Regions from separate parts of the Homo sapiens genome. Here all the other regions are linked to region 1. A link is an interaction called in ENCODE POLR2A ChIA-PET data of the cell type or tissue named here. Cell type or tissue: OCI-LY7. All regions are shown on one strand. Links, peaks and the distances in the headings refer to the core of each region. The heading gives the core; the rest is flanking DNA.

What was found. ChIA-PET counts read pairs that join two places held together with the same protein. Peaks named below come from ENCODE experiments on the same cell type or tissue, not always from the same donor. Only the 100,000 strongest peaks of a DNase experiment are listed, where the experiment ranks them.
Region 2: POLR2A ChIA-PET joins it to region 1 with 7 read pairs; 2 of 35 experiments call an interaction of 5 or more read pairs at or near these places.
Region 3: POLR2A ChIA-PET joins it to region 1 with 5 read pairs; 2 of 35 experiments call an interaction of 5 or more read pairs at or near these places.

The regions. Positions count from the first base shown.
Region 1 is chr17:42,905,103-42,911,657 of GRCh38, forward strand. G6PC1 (glucose-6-phosphatase catalytic subunit 1) reads left to right here. Exons shown (of 5, transcript NM_000151.4): 3 at 2,421-2,526; 4 at 4,201-4,316; 5 at 5,813-6,555. The coding sequence ends at 6,324. Among named protein-coding and RNA genes, the nearest start is that of G6PC1, 7.6 kb to the left of the region's middle. In OCI-LY7, for the core only: CTCF peaks have their summits at 3,261 and 3,656; DNase peaks (open chromatin) are centred at 1,893, 2,589, 3,245 and 4,209; H3K4me3 peaks cover 1,605 bases; H3K27ac peaks cover 2,933 bases.
Region 2 is chr17:42,638,218-42,646,309 of GRCh38, forward strand. No RefSeq gene overlaps it. Among named protein-coding and RNA genes, the nearest start is that of TUBG2, 17 kb to the right of the region's middle. In OCI-LY7, for the core only: no CTCF peak of the experiment used is centred there; no DNase peak of the experiment used is centred there.
Region 3 is chr17:42,277,214-42,285,305 of GRCh38, forward strand. It overlaps a transcript of STAT5B not described here. Among named protein-coding and RNA genes, the nearest start is that of STAT5B, 4.9 kb to the left of the region's middle. In OCI-LY7, for the core only: no CTCF peak of the experiment used is centred there; no DNase peak of the experiment used is centred there.

The sequences.
Region 1 (6,555 bases), core at 1,556-6,555:
CTCTGTCTCAAAAAAAAAGTAAACTATTAATATGTAGGATAGGCCAGGCACGGTGGCTCACCCTGTAATCCCAGCACTTTGGGAGGCTGAGGCGGGTGGATCACCTGAGGTGAGGAGTTCAAGACCAGCCTGGCCAACATGGCAAAACCCTGTCTCTACTAAAAATACAAAAATTAGCTGGGTGTCCTGGTGCATGCCTGTAATCTGAGCTACTCAGGAGGCTAAGGCAGGAGAATCGCTTGAACCTGGGAGGTGGTGAGCCAAGATTGCGCCATTGCACTCCAGCCTGGGCGACAAAATGAGACACCATCTGAAAAAAAAAAAAAAATATATATATATATACACACACACACACACACACACACACACACACATATAATACTAGAAAATGATTGTTTATAGGCAAAAAAAAAAAAAAAGAAGAAGAAGAAGAAAAGGAAAGGAGAAGGAAAGAAGGACCAAACATCTTTTGTAGAAATATGTTTGCTTTCATCATAACAGCTTGTTATCAAGGATGAATTTCTCCCTGAAATTAATGGAGGCACAGACTGGAAAGTTTAAAGTGGCTTTAAGAGGTTATTTTATTTAGTCCTCTGTCTTAATAGAAGCAAATTATTATCTCTGCTCCTTAGGTAGAGTAGCTAAGGCTCAGAAAGTAGGCCGGGCGCGGTGGCTCACGCCTGTAATCCTAGCACTTTGGGAGGCCAACGCAGGTGGATCACCTGAGGTCAGGAGTTTGAGACCAGCCTGGCCAACATGGTGAAACCTCGTCACTAATAAAAAAATACAAAAACTTAGCCAGGCATGGTGGCGGGCGCCTGTAATCCCAGCTACCCAGGAGGCTGCGGCAGGAGAATCACTTCAACCCGGGAGGCAGAGGTTGCAGTGAGCTGAAATCACACCACTGCACTCCAGCCTTGGTGACAGAGAAAGATTCTGTCAGGAAAAAAAAAAAAAAGTTTAAATGAATTACCCAAGGTATATAATTGTTAGTGTTAGAAGGAAGAAGAAGGGAGGGAGGAAGGAAGGGAGAAAGAAAGGGAAGGAGGAAGGGAGGGAGGGAAGAAAGCCTTTATTTATCTATGGGGTTCCCTGGAAAGCAGGCTGAAATGGAGATTCACGTGCAGGAGTTTAGATACTCTGGGGAACTATACTTGTAGAAGGGAAGGAACAGGAACAGGGCAGAAGGAGAGGTCCGGTTGTGATTCTGCCTCATCCAACCCCACAGCGAGCTCTGAAGCTGGGGATGGCTCCTCAGAGTTGGTCCAAGTTGGGACAAGGGAATCAGACCCTGGGGAGAGCGTAACCTTGATCAAGGCGACTCTCTTTAGCCCAGGGCAATGCCAGGAGAAGGCTGAGAGCAGAAAGCCATCTACCATCACACTCTCAACAGCTACGAAATAAGTCCTGCAGTTCAGGAGGGAGGTCTGGGCGGCACATCTCAGGACCCTCTATCTCTCAGGGTAGAGGAATTAAGAATGGGATGGGAACCAGACGGGCCATGGTGGCTCACACCTATAATCCCAACACTTTGGGAGGCCAAGGGTAGGAGGATTGCTTGAGCCCAAGAGTTCAAAACCAGCCTGGGCAAAAACAATCAAACAAACAAACAAAACACATTTAAAAAATTTGCTGTGTGTGGTGGTGTGCACCTGTGGTCCCAGCTACTCAGGGGGCTGAGGTGGGAGGATTGCTTGAGTCCAGGAGGTCGAGGCTGCAGTGAGCTATGATCATGGCACTGCATTGCAGCCTAGGAGACAAAGCAAGACACTGTCTCTAAAAAAACAAAAAACAAACAAATAAAAAAACGGAACCGGTTGCAAGCAGGGTTAAATAGCGTGGTCAGAGTAGGACTCACTGAGAATATGAGATCTGAGTCAAGTCTTCAAGGATGTGAGGAAGTAAGTTTCTGGCAGAAGAGCTGTGAAGGGCTGTCTGGCCAGAGAAGATTGCAATGCAAAAGCCCTGAGGTGGGAACGTGTTTGGTGTGTTTAAAGGAAAGCAATGAGGCCAGTGTAGCCAGAACAGAGTGTGCAAGGAGAGAAGGAACAGAAGATGTGGAGGGCAGATCAGTTTGTAATTGTACGCCCAGTATGCTGATTCTTTGTGTAATCTCCAGACTGTATTAAACTGCAAGAGCAGGGCCCCTCTCTGGCTTTGCTCATCATTGTATTCCCAGAGCCTTGCACAATGCTTGGTGCATAGGAGATGGAAATTTGTTAAATAAATGAATTATGGATAACGAATGGATGGTAAGATGGGTGGATGGATGGGGGGTGAACGGATGGATGGGGGGTGAATGGATGGATGAATGGGTAGATGGGTGGATAGGGGGATGGCTGGGTGGCTGGGTAGATGATGCACTGTCTCCCAGATGAGGACCTTTTCACCTTTACTCCATTCTCTTTCCTGCCCTTTAGGGAGCCCCTCTGGCCATGCCATGGGCACAGCAGGTGTATACTACGTGATGGTCACATCTACTCTTTCCATCTTTCAGGGAAAGATAAAGCCGACCTACAGATTTCGGTAAGAACTCACCACTGGGGTGTAGGTGGTGGAGGGCAGGAGGCAGCTCTCTCTGTAGCTGACACACCACGTATTCTTCCTCACATCCCCCTAGCCCGCTCCCACACCTGGGCAGCCGCTGATTAAGAGTTGTGGCACTTTGGATAGGGATAAACCTCAGAGTCAGGGAATGTTTGGGCTGAAAGGGATCCAGTAGTGCAATCCGTTGTTTTACAGATAAGGAAACAAAGCCCAACACCATGAAGGGACTTATAAAAATAAGGTAGTGAAGTAGCAGCAGGGCTTAAATAAAAACCCATGTCTGTACCAACCACAGAGTCACCCATCCAGGTTAAAATAACCAGAGAAACAGAAGATATTCCTACTACAGAGAATTCCGGGTGTGCAGCCACAGTGCAAATCCTTTTTATTTTTATTTTTGAGATGCAGTCTCGCTCTGTCATCCAGGCTGAAGTGCAGTGGCACGATCATGTCTCGCTGCAACCTCTGCCTCCCAGGCTCAAGCGATCCTCCCACCTCAGCCATCTGAGTAGCTGGGACCACAGGCCACACACCACACCCAGCTAATTTCTCGTATCTTTTTGTAGAGACAGAGTTCTGCTATGTTGCCCAGGCTCAGGCTGGTCTTGATCTCAAGCAATTGGCTTGCCTCAGCCTCCTAAAATATTGGGATTACAGGCATGAGCCACCGCGCCAGCCATGCAAATCCTTAATTATCAAACAGATAAAATAGGGAAGTTAAAATTCATATACACAAGGGTTAACCACTTGCCACAGGCATTTTTTTTTTTTTTTTGAGACGGAATCTCGCTCTGTTGCCCAGGCTGGAGTGCAGTGGCGCCATCTCGCCTCACTGCAACCTCCGCTTCCTGGGTTCAAGCTATTCTTCTGCCTCAGCCTACCGAGTAGCTGGGACTACAGGCACGTGCCACCACACCTGGCTAATTTTTTTATTTTTAGTAGAGATGGGGTTTCACCATATTGGCCAGGCTGGTCTTGAACTCCTGACCTAGTGATCCATCCGCCTCAGCCTCCCAAAGTGCTGGGATTGCAGGCATGAGCCACCGCGCCTGGCCTTTTTTTTTTTTTTTTGAGACGGAGTTTTGCTCTTGTTGCCCAGGCTAGAGTGCAGTGGCGCAGTCTCGGCTCACTGTAACCTCCACCTCCTGAGTTCAAGCAATTCTCCTGCCTCAGCCTCTCAAATAGCTGGGATTACAGGCGTGAGCCACCCCACCTGGCTAATTTTGTAATTTTTTTTTTAGTAGAGATGGGGTTTCACCTGTTGATCAGGCTGGTCTCAAACTCCTGACCTCAAGTGATCCACCCACCTCGGCCTCCCAAAGTGCTGGGATTACAAGCATAAGCCACCGTGCCTGGTCAATTTTGATCTTTTTTAAAGAGACAGGGGTCTTGCTATGTTGCCCAGACTAGTCTTGAACTCCTGGCCTCAAGTGATCCTCTCACCTCGGCCTCCCAAAGTATTGGGATTACAGGTCTGAGCCGCTGCACCCAGCCCCCAACAGGCATCTTTGGACTTTTGAGTACTGGCTTTAATTTACAAAAATTCCACTGAGAGCACCTAAGTTTGCCAGGCTCCAACATTTCTGCAGGGGCTGTTTTCTTTGCTGAAGGATCTGCACCTGTGTTCTGTTATGGTTGCCTCTTCTGTTGCAGGTGCTTGAATGTCATTTTGTGGTTGGGATTCTGGGCTGTGCAGCTGAATGTCTGTCTGTCACGAATCTACCTTGCTGCTCATTTTCCTCATCAAGTTGTTGCTGGAGTCCTGTCAGGTATGGGCTGATCTGACTCCCTTCCTTCTCCCCCAAACCCCATTCCGTTTCTCTCCCTAATCAGGACAAAATCCCAGCATTCCAGCCACATCCTGTGTGTAATCAGTACTGTTAGCATTTCTGTGGGTTGAAAGTCAAGAATGAGCAACTTGAAATGATTAATTTCTATAAGAGTGCCCAGATCTATAGAATGAATTGTGTAGAAGTTACCATACATCAAATTAACGCACCAAATTGAATTAGCTTGAAATCTCAGAGCTTTTTACAATCTTTATTTCTTACTGGTCTTCAACAGGCCCTAATTTACTTTTCAGGGAATCTGCCAAATTTAACAAATTAACACGATGTCCTAGGAAAGCTGTTCATTTAAATACATTCATTTGCAAACCTAATAGATAACTGCAGTTGATCTCTTTTATAGGTTCAGAGTTTTGAATATGTTTTTTTTTGTTTTTTTTTTTTGAGATGGAGTCTCGCTCTGTGACCCAGGCTAGAGTGCAGTGGTGCGATCTCGGCTCACTGCAAGCTCCACCTCCTGGGTTCACGCCATTCTCCTGCCTCAGCCTCTCCGAGTAGCTGGGACTACAGGCGCCCGCCACCATGCCCGGCTAATTTTTTGTATTTTTAGCAGAGACGGGGTTTCACCGTGGTCTTGATCTCCTGACCTCGTGATCCGCCCGCCTCGGCCTCCCAAAGCGCTGGGATTACAAGGGTGAGCCACCGCACCCTGCCTGAATATGTGTTTTCTTAGATCCAATTAACAAGGGTAAGACAAGATTTAAGTTAAGCATAAGAAAGATTTTGTGGGAGGCACTGGAATATAAGACCTTAACAAAACTGTGGAATTTCTCCCCTGGAGATTTGTAAGAACGGAACATAGCAGCATTCAAAGAAGAATGTTGAGAACAAGGGAGATAATGGTTTCATGGTAATCACAAAAGTAACACAGCATTTAGTACTGGGTTCCATGTTTGAGGAAGAACCTGGAAGCCATATCACATGAAAAACCTGGGAATGTTTAGGTTAGAGAGAATAACTGTGTTCAAATGTGTGACAGAGGGACTAGATTCATCACTTACTAACTCCTGCAGAAAGAACTGAGAAAAATAGACAGTATTAGAGGGGGACCAGTTTCACACAGACAAGGAAGAACTATTCAGCAATCAATTCCGTTCAAAGATAAAATGGACTGTTATAGTGGGGGTGAGCTCCCTACCTCTGAGGGTATTTCAAGTAGAGATAGGAGGACCTCCTGGTAGGAAATTTGCATACGGTGGGAGATTGTACGTGATATGGCACCTCCATCTGAAAGAGTCTATATTGAGGGCAGGCTGGAGTCACACATGGGAATAAGCCAGGCGACCCTCCCATCTGCCATCTGTGATTTAATTCCACAGTCGCAGAACGGATGGCATGTCACCCACTCCTCCAAACCCACCTCTAGCAAAGGTCCCAAATCCTTCCTATCTCTCACAGTCATGCTTTCTTCCACTCAGGCATTGCTGTTGCAGAAACTTTCAGCCACATCCACAGCATCTATAATGCCAGCCTCAAGAAATATTTTCTCATTACCTTCTTCCTGTTCAGCTTCGCCATCGGATTTTATCTGCTGCTCAAGGGACTGGGTGTAGACCTCCTGTGGACTCTGGAGAAAGCCCAGAGGTGGTGCGAGCAGCCAGAATGGGTCCACATTGACACCACACCCTTTGCCAGCCTCCTCAAGAACCTGGGCACGCTCTTTGGCCTGGGGCTGGCTCTCAACTCCAGCATGTACAGGGAGAGCTGCAAGGGGAAACTCAGCAAGTGGCTCCCATTCCGCCTCAGCTCTATTGTAGCCTCCCTCGTCCTCCTGCACGTCTTTGACTCCTTGAAACCCCCATCCCAAGTCGAGCTGGTCTTCTACGTCTTGTCCTTCTGCAAGAGTGCGGTAGTGCCCCTGGCATCCGTCAGTGTCATCCCCTACTGCCTCGCCCAGGTCCTGGGCCAGCCGCACAAGAAGTCGTTGTAAGAGATGTGGAGTCTTCGGTGTTTAAAGTCAACAACCATGCCAGGGATTGAGGAGGACTACTATTTGAAGCAATGGGCACTGGTATTTGGAGCAAGTGACATGCCATCCATTCTGCCGTCGTGGAATTAAATCACGGATGGCAGATTGGAGGGTCGCCTGGCTTATTCCCATGTGTGACTCCAGCCTGCCCTCAGCACAGACTCTTTCAGATGGAGGTGCCATATCACGTAC
Region 2 (8,092 bases), core at 1,921-6,920, 270 kb before region 1:
ATTTTTGCATTTTTTATATTTTTATATTTTTTGTAGGGTTTCTCCATGTTGCCCAGGCTGGTCTTGAACTCCTGGTCTCAAGCGATCAGACTTGGCCTCCCAAAGTGCTGGGATTACAGGCTTGAGCCACTGCACCTGGCCTTGCTTTTCCTTTTTTTGAGACAGGGTCTGGCTCTGTCCCCCAGGCTAGAATGCAGTGACGCCATCATGGCTTACTGCAGTCTCAGCCTCCTAGGTTTAAGGGGTCCTTCCACCTCAGCCTCTGAGTAGCTGGGACTACAGACGTGCACCAACACACCTGGCTGATTTTTTTTTTTTTTGGTAGAGATGGGGGTCTCCCCATATTGCCCAGGCTGGTCTCAAACTCCTGGGCTCAAGCGATCCGCTCACCTCAGCCTCCCAAAGTGCTGGGATTACAGGTGTGAGTCACTGCACCCGGCTGAAATGGTATATTTTAAGCAAGCTCCCAGGTTGTCCAGAACCACACAGTGAAGAGCATGGCTACAGAACGGTGGTTCTCACACTTTCGGTGCATGAGAATCACTGGGAGGGCTTGTTAAACCAGATCGTTGGGCCCACCCCCAGGGTTTCTGACTTAGAAGGTCTGGGGTGGCATATGATATTCTGCATTTCTAACAAGTTTCTCCATGATACTGATGTTGCCTGTCCGGGGACCACACTTGGAGATCCACTGCTGCCAAGGAAAGCATATTAGATTGTGAGAGTCAAAACCCGGGTTACTAACTGGCCCTATGACTCTATCAGGTAGAAATGCATTCAACAGAACAACCAATTAACAGTAGCTTAAACAAATAATAGTTTGTTTTTCTCATTTGTTAAATCCAGAGGTGGGCAGTCCAGGTCTGGGGTGCTTCTTAGAAAGTCAGCAAGAACACGTGGTCTTTCTTTCTTTCTGCTCCACCATCACTAACGTGGCTTTTGCGTTCATAGGCACAAGATGGCTGTGGAACCAAGTTCCTAGCAGAAAGAAGGGAGCAGAGACTGGGCATGGTGGCTCACACCTGGAATCCCAGCAGTTTGGGAGATGGAGGCAGGATAATTACTTGAGCCCAGGAGTTTGAGACCAGCCTGGGCAATGTGGTGAAACCTGGTCTCTACAGAAAAAAACACAAAAATTAGCTGGGAGGCATGCACCTGTAGTCCCAGCTACTTGGGAGGCTGAGGTGGGAGGATCACCTGAGCCCGGGAGGTTGAGGCTGCAATGAGCCGAGATCATGCCACTGCACTCCAGCCTGGGTGATGGAGTGAGACCCTGTTAAAAAAGAAAAAAAAAAAAGGAAGGAGGGAGGGAGGGAACGAGAGAGAGAGAGAGGAAGAAGGAAGGAAGGGAGGGAGGGAGGGAGGGAGGAAGGAAGGTAGGTAGGAAGGAGCAGAGCCAATGGGGAAGGAGCATCCAGCTTCACTTGCCCTTTTGAGAAAGTTTACCCAGGAGCCCTGCTCCATGACTTCTGCTTACATCTCGTTGGCCTGAACTGTGGCAAACACAGACCAATCACTGGGCGGCAACTAGGGTGAAAGGGTGAGACTTGCTGCTTGACACTGTCTGCCACAGGGACCTCTGATGTAGACACAAAATCTTAAGCCATGCATAGTAGCACGCATTTGTAGTCCCAGCTACTTGGAAGACTGAGGCAGGAAGATTGTGTGAGTCCAAGAATTGGAGGCCAGCCTGGGCAACAGAGCGAGACCCTCTCTCTCTGTCTCTCTCTCTTTGAAACAGAGTCTTGTTTTGTCACCCAGGCTGGTGTGCAGTGGTGCAAAGACTGCAGCCTCGGCCTCCTGGCCTCAAGCGATCCTCCCACTTAGGCCTCCCAAAGTGCTGGGATTAGAGGTGTTAGCCACCATGCCCAAGACAAGGTCTTGCTCTGTTGCCCAGGCTGCAGTGTGGTGGGATGATCTCATCTCACTGCAGTGACCCTATCTCTTAAACAAAAAAATCTTAATATAATTTCAATGCTACAGAAGCTCCCAAAAGTAGGCACGTACCTCAGCTCTGTGACCCTCAGTCTGCTTATCCATAAAATGTATGAGATGCATGACTGGCATTTTGCGTAGGACAATTCATCAGCGTGTGGAGCTCTCCTGTGCATCGCAGAGTGTTTAGCCTCTCTAATCTCTAGGTACCAAATGCCAGTATCACCCACCCACAGCATTGTGATAAAACCAAAGGCCTCTGTGGGTTTGCAAATACCTTCTGGTTGGGTGGGGTATGGGAGGGGACCACCTTCCTGGGCTGGAAACCACCATACTTTTTTTTTTTTTCTGTCACCCAGGCTGGAGTGCAATAGTGTGATCGTAGTTCACTGCAGCCTCAAACTCCTGGGCTCAAGCAATCCTCCCACCTCAGCCTTTGGAGTAGCTAGAAGTACAGGCACACAACACCATGCTCATCTAATTTTTAGGTTTTTTTAAGAGACGGCGGTTTCATTGTGTTGCCCAGGCTGTAGCCTCTTTTATAAAGGTTAGAGGTTTTTCTGTTTTGTTCTGTTTTTTTTAACTTTCTCTGTTGCCAGGCTGAAGTGCAATGGCACAATCTTGGCTCACTGCAACCTCCACCTCCCAGGTTCAAGCGATTCTCCTGCCTCAGCCTCCCAAGTAGCTGGGATTACAGGTGCATGCCATCACATCCGTCTGATTTTTGTATTTTTAGTAGAAGCAGGATTTCGTTATGTTGGTTAGGCTGGTCTCGAACCCCTGACCTCAAGTGATCCTCCTGCCTCAGCCTCCCAAAGTGCTGGGATTACAGCAGTGAGCCACTGCACCTGGCCTCTATCTACTATTGTTCCAATGATCTAATGACTTCAAAATCACTCCTCCATATTTCCAGAAGACCTTCCTCTCCACATTGGGTGGCGGGGCAGGGGGGGGGGGGGGTCTCACTCTCATCCCAGGTGACTTTTATTACGTTGGTGCAAAAGTAGTTGCAGTTTTTGCCATTACCTTTATTTTATTTTATTTATTTATTTATTTTTTGAGACGGAGTCTCGCACTGTTGCCCGGGCTAGAGTGCAGTGGCACAATCTCAGTTCACTGCAACCTCTGCCTCCTAGGTTCAAGCAATTCTCCCGCCTCAGCCTCCCAAGTAGCTGGGATTACAGGCATCTGCTACCACGCCCGGCTAATTTTTTGTATTTTTAGTAGAGATGGGGTTTCCCTATGTAGGCCAGGCTGTTCTCCAGTGCCTGACCTCATGATCCACCTGAGATCATGCTGGGATTACAGGCGTGAGCCACCGCGACCGGCCTATTTTTTTATTTTTTATCTATTTATTTTTTGAGACAGAGTCTCACTCTGCTACCTAGGCTAGAGCGCTATGGCTCCATCTTGGCTCAGTGCAACCTCTGCCTCCCAGGTTCAGGTGATTCTCCTGCCTAAGCCTCCTGAGTAGCTGGAATTACAGGTGCCCACCGCCACATCTCGCTAATTTTTGTATTTTTAGTAGAGACGGGTTTCATCATGTTTGTTGGCCAGGCTGGTTTCAAACCCCTGACCTCAGGGGATCTGCCCACCTTGGCCTCCCAAAGTACTGGGAATACAGACGTGAGCTGCCGCACCCGGCTGCCATTACCTTTAATGGCAAAAAGCACAATTACTTTTGCATCAACCTAATATGTCCATCTGGATGGTCCTGGCTGGACTGGCAGTTCCCCTTTACCAACACCCTTTACCTCTTCTCTATTTCACTTGCCCACACAGTGGCCAGAGCCCAGCACTTGCCATCCATGAACTATTCCTTAACCTTAAACTTCACTAGCTCTGGCCGGGCATGGTGGCTGTAACCCCAGCACTTTGGGAGGCCAACGCGGGCAGATCACTTGAGGTCAGGAGTTCGAGACCAGCCTGGCCAGCATGGTGAAACCCCGTCTCTACTAAAAATACAAAAATTAGCCAGGCGTGATGGTGCATGCCTGTAGTCCCAGCTACTCTGGAGGCTGAGGCAGGAGAATTGCTAGAACCCAAGAGGCAGAGGTTGCAGTGAGCTGAGATCATGCCATTGCACTCCAGCCTGGGCAACAGAGCAAGGTTCTGTCTTTAAAAAAAAAAAAAAAACTTCAGTGGGTCATCCGTGGTTCATCCCTTCCTGCATCTCCACTTTCTCATTCCCTTGGTCTCATTCTTCTTCCCTGTGTTTATTCACCCTCCTCAGCTATCAGCCCCATTCTAGCTTCACATTCTTCTTCCTGCAGCCTGGATATGCTGATCCATGCTTCTTCCATTCCCCTGATCCTCCCCTCATCCTCCTGGGAGAACCCCAGCCCTGGTTCCAGCTGACTTTCTGCCCTCTTATCCCACACTTGGCAGCTGAGCACTGATGGAGGCAGTGCACACCCAAGCAGGTGGTTGCCATGACAACCCGGTGGTCTCTGGCCACTCCACTCCTGGGCTGGGAGCTCTTCTGGGCTGTCCTTGTCAGTCCTTTCTGTTTCCTACCTTTATCCTCCTCCCTTCTCATTGTAACTCTCGACAGATAACTTCACTCCTACTTGTAGGTGAAAATAGAAGCCATCAGGCAGAAGCCCCCCTCAATTCCTGCCCCCCACTCCCACCCCACTGAAACATTTATTTTTATCCACTCTTATTCTTTCCTCCCTTTTATTGTGGGAAAGGTTTCCTTCCTGTACTTAATCCCTCCACCTGAGCCCTGCATCCCAGTAGTTCAGCCTCCTCAGGGACCTTGGCTCTCAAAATCGCCTCTCTGCCCTTGCAGTATTTTAACATGTTAGCCTCTCTTCTCTCCTAAAAAGCCAGGTTCCCCAGACACTACAAGTCTCCCTTTCTCTCTTTTCTCTTGGAGCAAGGGTTCCTAACCTTTTTTAACTGTGGATTCCTTCGGCAGTCTGGTGGGGGTTTTTTTGTTTTTTTTTTTTGTTTTTTGAGGCGGAGTCTCGCTCTGTCACCCAGGCTGGAGTGCAGTGGCGCAACCTCTGCCTTCCCGGTTCAAGCAATCCTCCTGCCTCCGCCTCCCAAGTAGCTGGGATTACAGATGCCCACCACCACGCCCAGCTAATTTTTTTGTATTTTTAGTACAAAAATACCATGTTGGCCAGGCTGGTCTCGAAACTCCTGACCTCAGGTGATCCGCCTGCCTCAGCCTCCCAAAGTGCTGGGATTATAGGCATGGGCCACCGCCCCGGTGTTTTTTGAATACATAAAATGATACACATAGAATTACCACAGGAACCAATTATATACAATATGTTGTTACAATATTTTTAAGTTGCCTGAATAATTTTTGACATAGTTATACATTTTCTTTTATTTTGTGTCCTTTATTAATGCATTCAATAACGAGATCTTGAAGTGGGCCTAATAACTTCTGTATTTAATTTTTTTTTTTAGAGACAAGGTCTCACTCTGTTGCCCAGGCTAGAGTGCAATGGCACGATCATAGCTTACTGTAACTTCAAACTCCTGGGCTCAAGCAATCCTCCTGCCTTAGCCTCCCAAAGTGCTGGAACTATAGGCATGTGCCACCATGCCTGGCTAATTTTTATTTATTTATTTATTTTTTTGTAGAGAGAGGGGGTCTGCATGTTGCCCAGGCTGGTCTCAAACTCCTGGGCTCAATTGATCCTCTCACCTTGGCATCCCAAAATGCTGGGATTACAGGTGTGAGCCATCACACCCAGCAATTTCTGTATTTTTAAAATATTGATAATTATAAGCAATATTTTGCTACAGCTGCATCAAAAAACTTTTTTTCACTAGCTGAGCATGGCAGCATGTGCCTGTAGTTCCAGCTACTCAGTAGGCTGAGGTGGGAGGATTGCTTGCGCCTGAGAGGTTGAGGTTCCAGTGCATGGTGATTATATCACTGTACTTCAGCCTGGGCAACAGAGCGAGACCCTGAACCCTCCAAAAAAAAGTGTATACTCACCGACCACTTCCTTATCTTCCACACATCTCAATTTTATGATTTCTCAAACATCCCTTTGTGCCAACTGTGTATAAGGTTAAGCAGTGATTGTTTTGGCAGCACATATACTAAAATTGGAATGATACAGAGATTAGCAAAATTAAATTAAAAATTCAAAAATACAAAAAGGATAAGTAACCTTTTGCAATCTAGTTTTTACTCCATGGCCCAGGGCCACTAGTCTTCCCAAAGGTTCCAATGGTCCCTTGAATTTTTTTATTTTATTTTATTTTTTTGAGACAGAGTCTCACTCTGTTGCCCAGGCTGGAGTGCAAGTGCCATTCACTCAGCTCACTGCCACCTCTGCCTCCCAACCTCAAGCAATTCTCCTCCATCAGCCTTCAAGTAGCTGGGATTACAGGTGCGCACCACCATGCCTGGCTAATTTTTGTATTTTTAGTAGAGATGGGGTTTCACCATGTTGGCCAGGCTGGTCTCAAACTCCTGACCTCAAATAGTCCATCCACTTAGGCCTCCCAAAGTGCAGGCTGGGATTACAGGCACGAGCCACCGTGCCTGGGCCCTTGAATTTAAAGCACATTTTCTGGCCGGGTGTGGTGGCTCACGCCTGTAATCCCAGCGCTTTGGGAGGCTGAGGTGGGTGGATCACGAGGTCAGGAGATTTAGACCATCCTGGCTAACATGGTGAAACCCTGTCTCTACTAAAAAATACAAAAAAATTAACTGGGCATGGTGGCGGGTGCCTGTAGTCCCAGCTACTTGGGAGGCTGAGGCAGGAGAATGGTGTGAACCCGGGAGGTGGAACTTGCAGTGAGCCTAGATCGCGCCACTGCACTCCAGCCTGGGTGACAGAACAAGACTCCGTCTTGAAAATAAATAAATAAATAAAAAATAAAGCACATTTTCTTTTCTTTTTTTTTGAGACAGTTTTGCTCCTGTTGCTCAGGTTGGAGTGCAATGGCGCAATCTCAGTTTACCTCACACCACCTCCATCTCCCGGGTTCAAGTGATTCTCCTGCCTCAGCCTCCTGAGTAACTGGGACTACAGGTATGCGCCACCATGCCTGGCTAATTTTGTATTTTTAGTAGAGATGGGGGTTTCTCCATGTTGTTTAGGCTGGTCTCGAACTTCTGATCTCAGGTGATCCACCCGCTTCAGCCTCCCAAAGTGCTGGGATTACAGGTGTGAGCCACCACGCCTGGCTTTTCTTTTCTTTTTTTTTTTAATAGGCATGTTTCAGAGCTCAGTTTGATTACGTAACATCTAGCATGAGTGACTCCATTCTGGTTTGGTCTGGATCGCTAGGGCCTAGGACAGGAGGCTAGTCTAAAGCAATGGACTCCTGTAAATTGTATTTAACAGCATGAATAGGATCTTCCACGGAGAATATGTGGTCTGGGAACATCCTAGATTGGAAGAGGACTAGACTACAACCTGACAGTGAATGGCAAAGAAAAATGAAGGAGCCAGCAAAAAAAGCAGAAAGAAAACTGGCGTGTGTCAGTATGGTTTCATTGCCTACCCCTTCATTTGGGACAAAGCCTCGATTTCGTTTTGCATTCCACCCTTCCTCCAAGTGGTTCAGCAATGAGTCCTGATTAATCCAAGCCAATCACTGTTATCACAATTCCCTGCCAGGGACTGATTTAGGAAGGGGCATATAATACAATACAGGCCAGTGAGATGTGAGGATAAAGACTTCTGGGGGCTTCTGGGGAAGGTCTCCTCATTGGTTAAAAATAAAGAGACATATGGGAAAAGACACACTCTCTAGCTGCATTTTTTCATGTTGGGATATAGCATTGGAATGACTTGTATTAGGGTTTTCCAGAGAAACAGAACCAGTAGGTTCTAGATATAGATATACAGATAGATATTTATATATGAGGAGATTTATAGGAATTGGCTCATGTGGTTATAGAGGCCAGGAAGACCCATGATATGCTCTCTGCAAGCTGGAGAACCTGGAAAGCCAGTGTGTAATTCTGTCTGAGTCCAAACGCCAGGTAATCAGCTGAGGGCCAATGATGTGGGTCCCACTCTGAGTTTGGAAGCCCAAGTCCGAGGGTAGGAGGAAATGGGTGTCTCAGCGCAAGCAGAGAGAGGGAGTTCACCCTTGCTCGATCCTTTTGTTCTATTCAGGCCTTTAATGAATTGGGTGATGCCTACCCACACTGGGAGAGCCATCTGCT
Region 3 (8,092 bases), core at 1,026-6,025, 630 kb before region 1:
TGCTACGTCTATCTCCCGGAGCTGGCCAGCGGTTTCCCTGGCAACCCTCCAAGGGCTAGCACTAAAGCAAGACATAGGAAAGCTCCAGAAGCCAAGCTGCAGGGGCCAAAAGAGAGAGAAGGACCCCTCCCGCCCCCACTCAGACACACAGAGCTCCCCTGTGTGTATGCAAAACGTTCATGTCCAGAGATGGCCCAGAGCTGCAAGTTCTCCCATAGTCCTCCCTGGGCAGCTCTTTCCAGCGGCCTTCTCTTCACCTCCAGAATGACACCAGCCACAAAGGTCTCCAGCTGGTCAAAAAACCCTTCTCCGCTACCCAGGCCACTGCTGCAGTCCCATACTCTGGGCCAACACCTGGCACAGTGCTTTGCACAGAGTAGGTTCAGGGAGCTTGGAGGCCAGAGAAGGAAGCAGGAAGCAGGATGGATGCGCCAACCAACCCCGAGCTCTCTGGCAATCTCCCTGACAGTTACTGCCCATGATGTTTTGACACTCAGGTGCTCCATGTTCTCCATATTTCTCTTTTATCTTTTCTTTTTCTTTTCTTTTTTTTTTTTTTTGAGACGGAGTCTCTCTCTGTTGCCCAGGCTGGAGTGAAATGGTGCGGTCTCAGCTCACGGCAACCTCCACCTCCTGGGTTCAAGTGATTCTCCTTCCTCAGCCTCCTGAGTAGCTGGGATTACAGGCGCACACCACCACATCCGGCTAATTTTTGTATTTTTGTAGTAGAGACGGGGTTTCACCATGTTGGCCAGGCTGGTCTCGAACTCCTGACCTCGTAATCTGCCCGCCTCAGCCTCCCAAAGTGCTGGGATTACAGGCATCAGCCACCGCACCTGACTCATGTTTCTCTTTCTTGTGAGCTTTCATCCCTGCACACATGCTATTCCCTCTGCCTGGAATGTCCTGCCTTCTTGATGTCTGCCCTTCGGTGACATTTGCTTCAGGCAGCATGACCTCCCTCCTTGTTTCCCACCGCGTTATTCATGCCTCTATTACAGCACTTCTTGTGTTGAAGGACAATTTCATGTTTTCATGTTTCTGTCTCTGTCCCCAAGGGCAGACGCAATATGCTATTCACTTTTAAATCCTCCTACTCGTGTTCAAGCCCAGAACAGACACTCAATAAATATTTTTGGAACAAATGCTATGCTCTAGGAATGCAAATGGAGGTTACAAGGACTATGCAGTCATTAAGAGGACAGGGTCTAGCCCGGTGTGGCGACACACACCTGTGGTCCCAGCTACTGAGGAGGCTAAGGTGGGAGGATCACTTGAGCCTGGGAGGTCAAGGGTGTGATGATTTTTTTTTATTTTTATTTTTTGGAGACAGTCTCACAGAAAAAGGTCTCATGGTGTGGTGGCACAATCACAGCTCAAGGCAACCTCCTGGGCTCAAGCAATCCTCCTGCCTCAGCCTTATGAGTAACTGGGACCACAGACGTGCACCACTACTCCCAGATTAATTTTTTAAAATTATTTGTAGGCCGGGCACGGTGGCTCACGCCTGTAGTCCCAGCACTTTGGGAAGCCAAGGTCGGTGGATCACGAGGTCAGGTGTTCCAGACCAGCCTGGCCAATATGTTGAAACCCTGTCTCTACTAAAAATACAAAAATTAGCTGGACGTGGTGGTGCGCGCCTGTAGTCCCAGCTACTGGGGAGGCTGAGGCAGGAGAATTGCTTGAACCCGAGAGGCAGAGGTTGCAGTGAGCCGAGATCACGAAACTGCACTCCAGCCTGGGGCGACAGAGTGAGACTCCATCTCAAAAAAAAAAAAATATTTGTAAAGACAGGGTCTCATTATATTGCCTGGGCTGTTCAAGAACTTATGGCTCAAGCAACCCTCCCTCCTCAGCCTCCCAAAGTGCTGGAATTACATTTGTGAGCCACTGTGCCCAGCCTGAAGCTGTAGTGAGCCATGATTGTGCCACTGCTCTCCAGCCTGGGCGACAGAGTGAGACCTGTCTCAAAAAAAGAAAAAAAAAAAAAAGTACAGGTTCTCAAACCAGACTCTGTCAATTCCTTGAGCTGGGTAATCTTGAGTGTGTTTTCCTCTATCTTCTCGTTTGTAATGTGGTGATAGAGACAGTACCTACCTCATCGGGTTGCGGGAAATAAGTGTTTACTACATGTAAAGTGCTTCACTGTAAAGCACTGTATAGCGGTTAACTACTACTGTGGTGTTTAGTAGCAGCTAAGATGAATACTCCTCTTCCCAAGACCGGCGGTCTAGGACTCAAGCCAGCTGGTTTGTGGCAGCCACAGGGCGCTAGTTTAAATGTCCTGAAGGGGGCCGGGCGCAGTGGCTCACGCCTGTAATCCCAGCACTTTAGGAGGCCGAGGCGGGTGGATCACCCGAGATCGGGAGTTCGAGACCAGCCTAACCAACGTGGAGAAACCTCGTCTTTACTAAAAATACAAAATTAGCTGGGCATGGTGGTGCCATTACAGGATTACATGCCTGTAATCCCAGCTACTTGGGAGGCTGAGGCAGGAGAATCACTTGAAACTGGGAGGCGGAGGTTGCGGTGAGCCAAAATCACACCATTGCACTCCAGCCTGGGCAGCAAGAGCAAAACTCCATCTCAGAAAAAAAAAAAAAAATGTCCTGAAGGGTGGGTGGGAATGCCTCTTGATTCTTGCAGCTCTAGGCACATCTCTGACTGATGGTCACCAGGCACCAAGCTAGACCTGGCTGGGTGTGTGCACAGATGCTGAGGACAGAATGTTCTGGGTCACTACCTCAGCAAAACAGAATGTTGTCATCCTGGGATGGGAAGGCCTGACACCTGCTTCTCTGCTTGACAGTTCTGATGGGGTGGGACCCTCTTCTTCTAGGCCTCGGGGACATATTCCCTTAAATTGAGGGGACACCAGACTTAAGACATGACAGAAAGAAAGAAACTGAACAGGAAGCTAGGATCCTGAAAGACCCCACAGTCCAACCCATCAGGAATGACCCAAGAAGGTACCTGGAGATGCAGCAATGTCCACTGGAGGGTCTCATCCCTTAGTGCACCAGCCTGACCCAGGAGAGAGGCTTGGGGGAAGAGCCTGGGGGTCTAGTCCACAGCCCTTGTCCATGCATGCCCCTGCTCCCATCCTACAGCCTCCTCCCCTCTCTCTCTCATAGATGAACACATGGCTTTCAGAGGGGGCAGCTTCCCTGCTTCACATCCTCCCTCACTCCTGCCCCAGAGATCATGAGGCCATTTTCTGGGAACGTCACTGAAGCCACAACCATGATCCCCTCTGGCCAGAAACCAGAGGCCTTCGTTATTATGGCTTCCCTCCTGCATCCCAGGAGTCAGGCTGACCCTGGGCAACCACCGGCCACACATTTGCTAAGAAAGGGCACTGTGGGAATGTCCCTTTTTCCCTGTGGGGATGAATCCTTCCATAGGGGGATAGGTCAGTACAGGACCCTGGAGCCATGTGGAGAAGGTATAGGATGCTCAACAGAAAAGAAGGCGGGGATGCCAGATCTCCAAGGCCTCAGAATGGCGTGGCCTCGGTTTGGAATGGGCTCTGCAGTTTCGGAGGGCTCTGTCAGTGCCCCTGCTTACTTCTGCCAGAGCATTGGTGGTGAAAAGTTAGATATGGTTCTAAATCCCAGCTCTGCTAACTTACTAGCTGTTGGCCGGGCGCGGTGGCTCACACCTGTAATCCCAGCACTTTGGGAGGCCGAGGCGGGTGGGTCAGGAGGTCAGGCGATCGAGACCATCCTGGCTAACACGGTGAAACCCTGACTCTACTAAAAATACCAAAAATTAGCCGGGCGTGGTGGCGGGCGCCTGTAGTCCCAGCTACTCCGGAGGCTGAGCCAGGAGAATGGCGTGAACCCGGGAGGCTGAGGTTGCAGTGAGCAGAGATCGCGCCACTGCACTCCAGCCTGGGCGACAGAGCGAGATTCCGTCTCAAAAAAAAAAAACAAAAACAAAAACAAAAAAAAACTAGCTGTGTGACTTTGGTCTAGGTACTTAATGTCTCTGAGGATCTCAGTTTCCCATCACGTGTAAATCATAGTTAGGGGGTAGAGTGTAATATATGTTTCAAATCCACAGAATCCTTCCGTGCATTTAAATGCACAAAAGACCCCAGCAACTGTTGTTGCCCCTCCAGAAGGGCCCTGGGGGACAGGAAAGGGCAGAGACTAACTTTTCACCACATACCCTTTTGAATCTTTTGTTACAAAATACATATATCATGTGCAGATGCTCCCTATTAAAACATTAGTAAAATAGACAGTTTTTTTAAAGGAAAAAGGAGAGCATTTGTGAAGGCAACTAAGCACTGTGCCTGGCACTTGATAAAAAAGCATTTTCTCTCTTTCTTTCCCTCAGCCTAATCCCAGCCAGTGTGCTGGCCAGGAGAGAGCTGGTGCTTTGTCACATGGAGGGGAGGGGAGAGGACGGGAGCGATGGATGTGCAGGTGCATGGAGGACTCGCCACCTGGAGAGTCTCACACACCTGCTCTCAGTCTTGCTCCTGTGTGCCTCACCAATCTGGGCTCCCTTCCAGCCAGAGCTAAAGGCTAAAGGGTGGGCTCTCTGGAAAGGCCAAGGATCCCCCGACCCCGCCTCTTGGGACAGGGTCACTGGGCTCTCTCCACCCAGAGTCCTGGGGGATGCAGCATTATCCAGGGAGGGTGGGGCGGACGCAGAGGAGGGAGCAGAGTGCCACTGCAGCCAGTATCTTGCTGGCTTGCCAGGCAGGTTAAGAACTCAAAATTCAGCCCAGCACCAGGCAAAGATGAGGCTGCTGCTGCCACTGTGTGTAGAAAAGCAGCTCAGTGGGACCAGAGCAGGCAGAGGCCAGGGCAGCAGGGGGAGAGTCTTCTGGGAACCATGGTGGGGGTGGTCAGTGAACAGGGGGCTGCCCTGAACCGTCAAAGCTCCGGAAGTTCTGTGCTGGTTTAGGGGCCTTCATTAATCCAACAGATATTTATGAAGACTCTATTGTGGACAAGCAGTGGGACATAGCCCTTTAGGCAATGTGTTAGGGCCATAAGAAGGGGCCTGTAATACAGATGGGATTGAAGGGCAGAGGAAAAAACACCCAGCTCTACTGGCCAAGGCCTCTGAGCACCTACAATGCACCAGCCACTGTGACTGAGTCTTTTTTTTTTAGACAGAGTCTCGCTCTGTCACCCAGGCTGGAGTGCAGTGGTGTGATCTCATCTCACTGCCACCTCTGCCTCCCAGGTTCAAGTGATTCTCCTGCCTCAGCCTCCCAAATAGCTGGGATTACAGGCATCTGCCACCACACCTGGCTAATTTTTTTATTTTTAATAGAGACAAGGTTTCACCATGCTGAGTCTGTGCTGGCTTGGTCAGGCTGGCCTCAAACTCCTGACCTCAGGTGATCCACCTGCCTCAGCCTCCCAAAGTGCTAGGATTACAGGCTTGAGCCACCGCACCGGGCCTGTGACTGGGTCTTAACAGAAATCCCAGCAGTGGGTCTTGCTATTTCTTTACAAGTGAGGATGCTTAGATCCAAGAGGCAGACTCACTCACTCAAGATCCTACAGCAGAGCCAGGGTCTGCACCAGGACCTTATGACTCCAAAGCCTTTGTGTTTTCCTCTAGGCCACACTAACCCTAGGAAAGATGAGGCCAATTTCACCAGGTGGCCAAGGGAGGAATGACATTCCAGGTAGATGGAATGAAAGGGGCTAGTGCTTGGAGTTGAGAGGCCAGCGTAAGGGGAAAAGCCTGGCCGAAGCACTTTTTTGAGGCTTGGAGCAAGGAAGATGTGGGTAGATCTGAGACTTAAGAAACGAAGAAACAATGAGAAACAGATTCTACAGAAAGGAACCCCCTCCAGTCATAACAAAGGAAAGTGGCAGAGTACTGGGAGGTGTCGTGGAAGATGCTCAGCCCCCTCGCACACAACCCCCAGAGGGCTTGAGGTTGGGTACTGGGCTGGCCAAGGCACAAAAGATTTCTTGTTGGGCTGGAAGGAGGAGAAACTAGCTCAGCGGGAAGAGCGGCCTGATAGTCATCATGGATGAGGATGAGAAGCCAGGCTTGACCCAGGGCTGCCCAGGACAGTGCCAATTCCACTCAGCTGCCTGGCTCTGTGTGCCCTCTCTCCTCTCTCCAGGCTCCTGGGCCTGGCCCTGCAATGAGGGGGCTGCAAAGGGTGGGCTCCTCCTGCCCACCTGACTGGCTGGGAAATGTGAACCTGGCACAGACTCTGCATCCTCTTCTCTTCGTCCAGAAAGAAACCGGCCTACAAGCCTCTCCCCCAGGGCAGGCAGGCTGGGCAGCTGGGCAGAGGAAGCAGGACTCCTCTCCTACCCACCCTGTCCAGCCCCACACCCTTCCCCTCATGCTATTCCCAGAAACAGAGGACAGTCACTATGCCTCAGGCAGGATGGCCTTGTGTTCTCTTGGTGACTTCACTGTAAAGTGACTTCCCTGAAGAGTGGTGGATAGGGGACAGCGGCAGGAACGGGCTTCACCCAAGCTCCGGCAGCTCCTTCCCTTCCCCCAGATTTGCACAGAAGTCCTCACCCTGTGCATATAAACACACACCCTCCCTAGGTCCTGATCTGTCTTCTTGGACAAGAATGGGGGTGGCATTTCTATAGGGAGGTACCAGGGCCTGGCCTCAGAGGTGGGGTATACTCTGAGCATGGGCCCATGGCCCCACTTCTAGAAGCCTTCTCCGGTGGGGGCTGGAGTGCAGGTAGGCTGTCCAAGCAGAGGCAAGGTGGGGGTGAAACAGGATGTTTAAGTGCTCCAGGGCTTCTCCCCTTTGCCGCAGGGTGAAAAGATACTTCCTAGAAAGCCTCCAGCTTTCTTGGGAAGGCCCTTCACCCCTACCCCACCTCCCCTCTGGCTCCCATGTAACAGGAACTCTCCTTGAAGAAGGGACTTGGAGCACAGGAAACAAAGGCATCTCTGTACCACCTCCCTCCACCCCCCAAGGAAGGTCAAGTCAAGGTGACCTCAATCTGTTCTCCCCAGGGTAGGGGCATGGGCAGACCTGATCGTCAAGGGCAAGGCAGAAAGGGGACCTGGGATAATTCTTTCTCTCTCCCTCTTTTTTTTTTTTTCTTTTTGTGACGGAGTTTCGCTTTTGTTGCCCAGGCTGGAGTGCAACGGCGTGATCTCAGCTAACTGCAACCTCCACCTCCCTGGTTCAAGTGATTATCCTGCCTCAGCGTACTGAGTAGCTGGGACTACAGGTGTGCACCACCACGCCCAGCTAATTTTTGGATTTTTAGTAGAGACGGGGTTTCACCATATTGGCCAGGCTGATCTCGAACTCCTGACCTCAGGTGATGCACCCGCCTCAGCCTCCCAAAGTGCTGGGACTACAGGCGTGAGCCACCATGCCCGGCCCTTTGGGATAATTCTCTTAATCCATAAACTCAAACCCACCTTCATGTAAGTGTGCACAGAGCACACTGTCCCATTCAATAGAGCAGGGGTGTAGGCTGGGCGAGAATGGAGATGCCATGCTCCGCACCGCAGAAAAATGGTGGGCTAGCCCAGCCCAGGGAGGCCTCTTCACTCCGCCGGTGTGTGCTGGGCTTGGGGAAGCTTAGAAAGGTTATACTGAGACCCTGCCCACAAGGCCCGGCAACTTGGATCCTGGTGCCATCTGTGCACTTACTGGCCAGACAGCTTTGGGCAGGTTTCTTTCATGGACTAATCAAAGGGTGTGATTCTGGCCCTGACTGCCTTCAAGGTTATTGAAAGGATCCGTTGAGTTGAAGAGCACAACCATGTCTGTACACAAATGTGCCTTGATGTAGTTCAGGATACGAATATAGTGTGCCAACTGAAGCCTAGGCTGCAGACTATTATTATTCCTAATAAAATATAGGAGGTCTTCTTTTGGAGAATATATTGCTTTTTTTTTTTTCTTTTCTTTTTTTTTGAGACAGAGTCTGACTCTGTTGCCCAGGCTGGAGTGCAGTGGTATGATCTCGGCTCACTGCAACCTCCGCCTCCTGTGTTCAAGAGATTCTTGTGCCTCAGCCTCCCGAGTAGCTGGGATTACAGGTGCGTGACACCACGCCCAGCTAATTGTTTTGTATTTTTAGTAGACACGAGGTTTCACCATGTTGGTCAGACT